Regions from separate parts of the Homo sapiens genome. Here region 1 is linked to region 2. Evidence: read pairs that join two places in POLR2A ChIA-PET (ENCODE). Cell type or tissue: endothelial cell of umbilical vein. All regions are shown on one strand. Each heading gives the region's core, and the rest is flanking DNA. Links, peaks and the distances in the headings are about the cores only. Region 1 overlaps TXNRD1 (thioredoxin reductase 1). Region 2 overlaps TXNRD1 (thioredoxin reductase 1).

The links. Peaks named below come from ENCODE experiments on the same cell type or tissue, not always from the same donor. Only the 100,000 strongest peaks of a DNase experiment are listed, where the experiment ranks them.
Region 1: POLR2A ChIA-PET joins it to region 2 with 38 read pairs; 26 of 35 experiments call an interaction of 5 or more read pairs at or near these places.

Annotation. Positions count from the first base shown.
Region 1 is chr12:104,297,501-104,301,968 of GRCh38, forward strand. The region is part of intron 4 of TXNRD1 (thioredoxin reductase 1); the gene reads left to right. Among named protein-coding and RNA genes, the nearest start is that of EID3, 4.0 kb to the right of the region's middle. RefSeq lists enhancers at 3,498-3,667, 4,206-4,375. In endothelial cell of umbilical vein, for the core only: no CTCF peak of the experiment used is centred there; no DNase peak of the experiment used is centred there; H3K27ac peaks cover 615 bases.
Region 2 is chr12:104,218,310-104,220,809 of GRCh38, forward strand. All of the region lies in intron 1 of TXNRD1 (thioredoxin reductase 1), which reads left to right. Among named protein-coding and RNA genes, the nearest start is that of TXNRD1, 3.8 kb to the left of the region's middle. RefSeq lists an enhancer at 1,137-1,281 and a cis regulatory region at 1,204-1,214. In endothelial cell of umbilical vein, for the core only: no CTCF peak of the experiment used is centred there; DNase peaks (open chromatin) are centred at 722, 1,222 and 1,822; H3K27ac peaks cover 2,500 bases.

The DNA.
Region 1 (4,468 bases), core at 1,969-4,468, 81 kb after region 2:
GATTGCAGGCATGCGCCACCACGTCTGGCTAATTTTGTATTTTTAGTAGAGACAAGATTTCTCTATGTTGGTCAGGCTGGTCTCGAACTCCTGACCTCAGGTGATCCGCCTGCGTCAGCCTCCAAAAGTGCTGAGATTACAGGTGTAAGCTACCATGCCCGGCCTGATTTTGTTTTTAATGATGACAACCACTCTGTATGGCAGAGTGAGACATCTGATAGACTTCTGTTACAATTTTCGAAGAAAGTAAGTGGAAACTAATAATGCAGATATTTTTCATTTGATCCCTGAGTGGAGTTCCTAGAATGCTGCATCCTTTAGTAGCCACATACCCAGTCCTTCTTACCCTCCCTGTCTATCAAAATAACACTCCTAGTCATTGCTGCCTTTTGAGGTGTTGTGGAGGCTCTCGTAACCTGAAAGGTTGTTCTTTTCATCTCACGCCCTTATTTATATTCTTGAGGCTTGGCAAGTCAGCCAGCACTGGGTTTTTAAAGTGTCATTAAGTATATGATTTGACCACAGAGCAAGGGTGGAGATTTTATCTACTCCAAAGTATTTCAAATGAGTGAGTCCAGATTATTTAGTGAGACTCTTTTACTTCTCCAATAATAATGCCATCTTATTTGAATAAAGCAGTTATTCAAAGCCTCTTTTAGATACTAGACTTAAGAATCTGCTGAAATCTAAGGAGCTATTCCTGAGAAAAATGCACATAAATAATTTTGCATATAAACTCAGACTATTTGTGGATCTGCTTCAGAATATCTGGTACAGAGAATTACCCTTCAAAGTGTTACTGTACACACTTTGAATAGTTGAAGCCTTCGTAGGTTTTTAAAATTTTGTTATATGGCAAATTTCTTTTCACTGGTATTTGTTATAGTGGAATATATTCCTGTGTTCCTCCTTACTGATTTAACCTTTAAAAATATTTTTCTGGGGCCGGGCGCAGTGGCTCACACCTGTAATCCCAGCACTTTGGGAGGCTGAGGCAGGTGGATCACGAGATGAGGAGTTTGAGACTAGCCTGGCCAACATGGAGAAACCCCATCTCTACTAAAAATACAAAACTTAGCTGGGCGCGGTGGCACACACGTGTAATCCCAGCTACTCGGGAGGCTGAGTCAGGAGAATCACTTGAACCCGGGAGGCGGAGGTTGTAGTGAGCTGAGATCACACCATTGCACTCTAGCTTGGGCAACCAAGCGAGACTCTATCTAAAATAAAAATAAAAAATAAAAAAAATTAAATTTTTTTCTGTTCCTAAAGCAACATTCAGAAGTGAAACTACTGGTTTGTATACAGTTTTTTTTTTTACATTTGCTATCTTTGGGATTGTTTGATTTATTAAGTACCTACTCAGTAGTTGAAAACACTGTCAGATATATTACATAATTTTCATTCACTGTAGTAATTATATGGTATAAATACAGTTGTCCCTCGGTATCTTCAGGGGATTGGTTCCAGGACCCTTGTGTATACCCAAATTCATACATACTCAAGTCCCAAAGTCCACCCTGTGGAACCAGCATATATGGAAAGTCAGCTCTCTGTATTCACCGGATGTGAAACATCACATCTCACAAATACAGTATTTATTTCTTTATTTCTCACAAGCTTTTTCCTCTTTAAGGAGCAGGCAGACCTGTATTTTTTATTGCTTTTGGTATAAGTGGATCTGTGCAATTCAAAGCTGTTTCCTTCAAGGGTCAACTGCAGTAGTATTCCCGTCTTATAAATAAAGACACTGGAGGCTGAGAGGTTAAGCAAGCTGGCTAAGATAATACTAATAGGTAATAGGTCAAGATTGGAACCCAGATCGTCCCCTCCCACAGTCTGTGGTCTTTTCAGAAACTAATTTTCATTAAAAAAAAAAATACAGATATCTGTCTTATCATAGCAAAGTTCACCTTTAATAATAACAAAACACAAAATATATACACACAAACATAACTTTAAAGAAAATTACGATGAAAGAGAAACTGCCAGGCACAGTGGCTCACGCATGTAATCCCAGCATTTTGGGAGGCTGAGGCGGGCGGATCACGAGGTCAGGAGTTCGAGACCAGCCTGGTCAACATGCTGAAACCCTGTCTCTACTAAGAATACAAAAATTAGCCAGGCGTGGTGACTCGTGCCTGTAATCCCAGCTACTCGGGAGGCTGAGGCAGGAGAATCACTTGAGTCCGGGGGGTGTAGGTTGCAGTGAGCCGAGATCGTGCCATTGCACTCCAGCCTGGGTGACAAGAACAAGACTCCGTCTCAAAAAAAAAAAAAAAAAAGTTAAGATGAAAGAGAAACTATACCTAATGTCCTGCTAATTCTGGCAAATCAAACTAGGAATTTTACCACATTTCTTCACAACTCAATATTAAACAGAAGCCATGGTGGTATGAAGGGAGAAAAGCTGCTATGAAAGAAGGAACAGAAAAGTTTAGGGAGGTAGCTATTAGGATAAGTGTATATGTTAGAGTGTGGGACTCAAACCTGACTGATTCCTGGCTTTGGCTCCAAAAAGTCTCTTAAAAATCCATTTGTTATAGGTAAGTGTTAACAGCAAAACCTCACTGGAGAAAAATAGTGGACTCGTGACTTCTTCCTTTATTTGGTTACAGGGAGACATGTGACCTTTGTCATCCACCCTATCACGTTTGTGTTGAGCAGTATGGGTTGTGGGAAAGAGCTCAAGAATGCTTGGAATTAACCTAAACTCCTAGAAAAGGAACTGAAAATATAGGAGAAAAGGGTGAAGAAAAGAGGAAAGGAAATGGAGGTCTGTATTGAACCCTGGGTAGCAACTCTTGAGCGAAGAAAGAGGAAAAAGGGGAAAGAGGGGAGCTAAATTATCTCTGAGGCAACTCAGTCTCATGGTTGCCTGAACTAGTCTATACTGCGGGAATAAGGTAGACGCCACTGGTTTCTTTGAAGTACCAGTGCGCTTCTTGCTTTCTATTCCTGGTCACAGACAAATTTATCAGTAGTGCAGTTTCTTCTTTTTAAGCTTCATTTAAATAATTATTAGTAGCACTTGGACCTTAGGTTAGGAAATCACTGTTTAATGACTTAAAGATTAACCGGCATGGAAATCCCATTCTTTATATGATTGGGGAGAGTTATTGAACTTGAGATTGTTTTACTTTGTAGCAATGTCTAAAGGCAGATTTGTTTTGTTTTGTTTTGTTTTTGAGGCGGGGTTTCGCTCTTGTTGCCCAGGCTGGAGTGCAATGGTGCAATCTTGTCTCACCCGCAACCTCTGCCTCCCAGGTTGAAGTAGCAGGGATTACAGGCATGTGCCACCACGCCCAGCTAATTTTCTATTTTTAGTAGAGACGTGGTTTCTCCATATTGATCAGGCTGGTCTCAAACTCCTGACCTCAGGTGAGCCACCCACCTCGGCCTCCCAAAGTGCTGGGATTACAGGTGTCAGCCACCGCACCTGGCCTAAAGGCAGATTTTTAAAGGTGGAACATAATGCAAGTCTGCCTTTCTTAGGATGATCTAAGTTACATGTTAATAAAGTTCTTGGAGATCTAGCATAGAATGCATTCAGCACTGTAAATCACAACTTAATGTTTGCCTCGATATGCTCTGTTGCTCTGAGCAAGTTGTGTGGGCTGTTATCTCCTGAGAAATCCCTGTAAATGGTATTAGTAATACTTTATAAGCAGGTTGGGAGAATATAGTTTTCTAAGGCATTTTGAAATTCTTAGATGAAAGGGTCTTTATGTAGCAAATTGGTGTCAGCCTATTTTCCTTCCTCTGAGCCAGAAGAAAATAGGCACCATAGGGTGGGAAGGGTTGGCTTATCTGTTAGAGTTCTTTTGTAAGTAGCTTTTGTTGAATTTTTTTTTTGAGATGGAGTCTCGCTCTGTCGCCCAGGCTGGAGTGCAGTGGCGCGATCTTGGCTCACTGCAAGCTCCGTCTCCTGGGTTCAGGCTAGTCTCCTGCCTCAGCCTCCAGAGTAGCTGGGACTACAGGCGCCTGCAACCACGCCCGGCTAATTTTTTGTATTTTTAGTAGAGACGGGGTTTCACCGTGTTAGCCAGGACGGTCTTGATCTCCTGACCTCGTGATCCGCCCGCCTCAGCCTCCCAAAGTGCTGGGATTACAGGCGTGAGCCACCGTGCCCGGCTGCTTTTGTTGAATTTAAAGTGGATGTGAGAAGCTCCTAAGAATATCGTTCACTGTAAAAGCAGACTTTTTTGGATTTGGGTCTTGGAATTCTTAACTGTATTTTCACCTAAGATTTAAAACAAGTTCAAATACTAGTTTGTAATTGGCCAGACTAGGGACAGATACGATCCTTGAATGATCCTGGGTCTCAACTTACCTTTCTTTCATTTTTCCTTTATTTTAGAAGAGGGATAAGAACTTTTTCTGAAGAGCAGTCAACTTTTCCTTTCAGTGTGTAGGATTAATTCCACGAATCTGTGAACTTAAATCTTTGCTGCCAAATAACTTGCAG
Region 2 (2,500 bases), core at 1-2,500:
CACCACGCCCGGCCTGAACTATTTTATAATACAGAAAAGCTCACTCGTTATAATACAACTTGCTAAATTTTTACAAACGAAGTATATGCATGCAGCCCACACTCAGCTGAGGAAATAAACGTTTCCAGTACCCCAGGAGCCCCTCTAATGTCTCTTACCCCCATACCAAGGGCAAACACTACTCTGATTTCTAACAGCATAGAAGAATTTCACCTATTTACATTTACTTTTTGAAACTTAAATTTAGGCATATTTTAAGCATTAATCTATTAAAGCACGGCTTTATACTAGGTATTTTTCTTTTTCTTTTCTTTCTTTTTTTTTTTGAAATAGGGTCTTGCTCTGTTGCCCAGGCTGGAGTGCAGTGGCCCAATCATAGCTCATTGCAGCCTCAACCGCCTGGTCTTAAACAATCCTCCCACCTCAGCCTCCTGTGTGGTAAAGTGTGCCACCAAGCCCAGCTAATTTTTTTACATTTTGTAGAGATGAGGTCTTGCCATGTTGCCCAGGCTGGTCTCAAACTTCTGGGCTCAAGTGATCTTCCCACCTTGGCCTCCCAGAGTGCTGGGATTACAGGTGTGAGCCACTGTACCCAGCCTAGATATTTTTCTATACACATACATATATACATAATGATGATTATTATTTTTCTAGAGATGGGTCTCACTCTGTTGCCTAGATTAGAGTGCAGTGGCATGAATCATAGCTCACTGAAACTGAACTGCTGGGCTCAAGTAATCCTCCTGCCTCAGCTTCCTGAGTAGCTAGGATTACAGGGACACACCACCATGCCTAGCCTCAATTTTAAATTTTTTGTAGAGATAGGTCTCACTAAGCAACAGCCCCATCTGATCTCGAACACCTGGCCTCAAGTGATCCTCCTGCCTCAGCCTCCCAAAGTATACTGCACCAGGCCCATATTATACATAACTATTGACATTAAAAATGTTCTTTTGTGTGTCACCTACAAACACTCTAGAAGCCACCTTCCTTAAGTACCATATGATCTCTAAGTTCCTTCTCAAATTAAAATTATGTGGTTAAGTTTCAAGAAACTAATTTCTTAATGATGCAGAAGGTTTTGCTTGAATGACTCTTCAACCGAGCATCTATTATTTATCAGGCACTGGGAACTCAGGGATAAACAAGGCATGATCTCAGTCCTTGAACATAGAGTCTCGTGGAGAAGAATGGCGTAGAAAATGCAGTGTCATGATGTGTAATCATAAAAGTAGATGGGTACACACCACTTCAGGAGAATGGCAGAGGGAGTTAACATCTTGGCACTTAGCATTTAGTATTTCTTCTGTAACACACATTCCATTCTATTTTAATGAGCTTGCAAACATTTTTCCTGCTGGATTTTTGAGGATCAGGAATGTGTTTTGTTCACTATCTTATCTCCTACAGTCCTTGGCATACTGCCCTACAAATCAGTAAATGTGTTTATATGACTCATATGGCAAAAGGCAATTTTTTTTTTTTTAATAAGTGAGGAATGTTCCAAAAGCCAATGCTATTAACATTGACCAGCTTCTTCTAGTAAGGAGAGGAGACAGTATTTTTTCAAAGTGCGGTCCTAAGACCACCTGCAAGAGAATTAATTACATGCTGGGAATGTGTAGATTAAAAACTCATTTTCCTGTTCTCCATTTCAGACCTACTAAATCAGCCTCAGAGTGAAGGAAGCTTCATTTTTGGTGTCTCAAGTGATTCTATTTGAACCAAGGCCTGAGAACACTGCAGTGAGGTGTTTAGGCCAGCGTCAAATCACCTATTTCTGGGCAGAGGTGCCTATCCTTAGCAATGGGGCTGAGGCTGGGGTGGAGGTTGCTACTGCAGATCACTGAGGCTGATAAGGGTGAGTCAGATGCCCCAAGAGGAAATTGAAAGCTTTGGAATGGAACCAAAGATCGTGACTGACATGCAGTCATGCAATCTGCAATCAGAAGTTAGTATTACACGATGCGCTAGATAATTGTAGAGTAATCTTGCTTTTTGTTGATTTTAACCAGGTAATTTAAAGTCATTACTCATTATTTGGATTTTCACATTTGAATGTTTACTCTTTGTATTAATGTGTACTGAGTATTTAAAGCTTTTAAATTAGCTTTTTTAAAAAGTGTATTTTAGGCCAGGTGCGGTAGATCATGCCTGTAATCCCAGCACTTTGGGAGGCCAAGGCGGGTGGATCATCTGAGGTCAGGAGTTCGAGACCAGTCTGGCCAACATGGTGAAACCCCATCTCTACTAAAAAAATACAAAATTAGCTGGGCGTGGTAGCACACACCTGTAATCCCAGCTACTCAGGAGGCTGAGGCAGGAGAATTGCTTTAATCCAGGAGGCAGAGGTTGCAGTGAGCTGAGGTCGTGCCATTGCACTCCAGCCTGGGTGATGAGAACGAAACTCCGTCTCCAAAAAAAAAAAAACGGTGGGGGGGAGGCGGTATTTTAGATTTACAGTTGGATTAAATCCTTGAAAGAACTCAAAAGAAGGAAT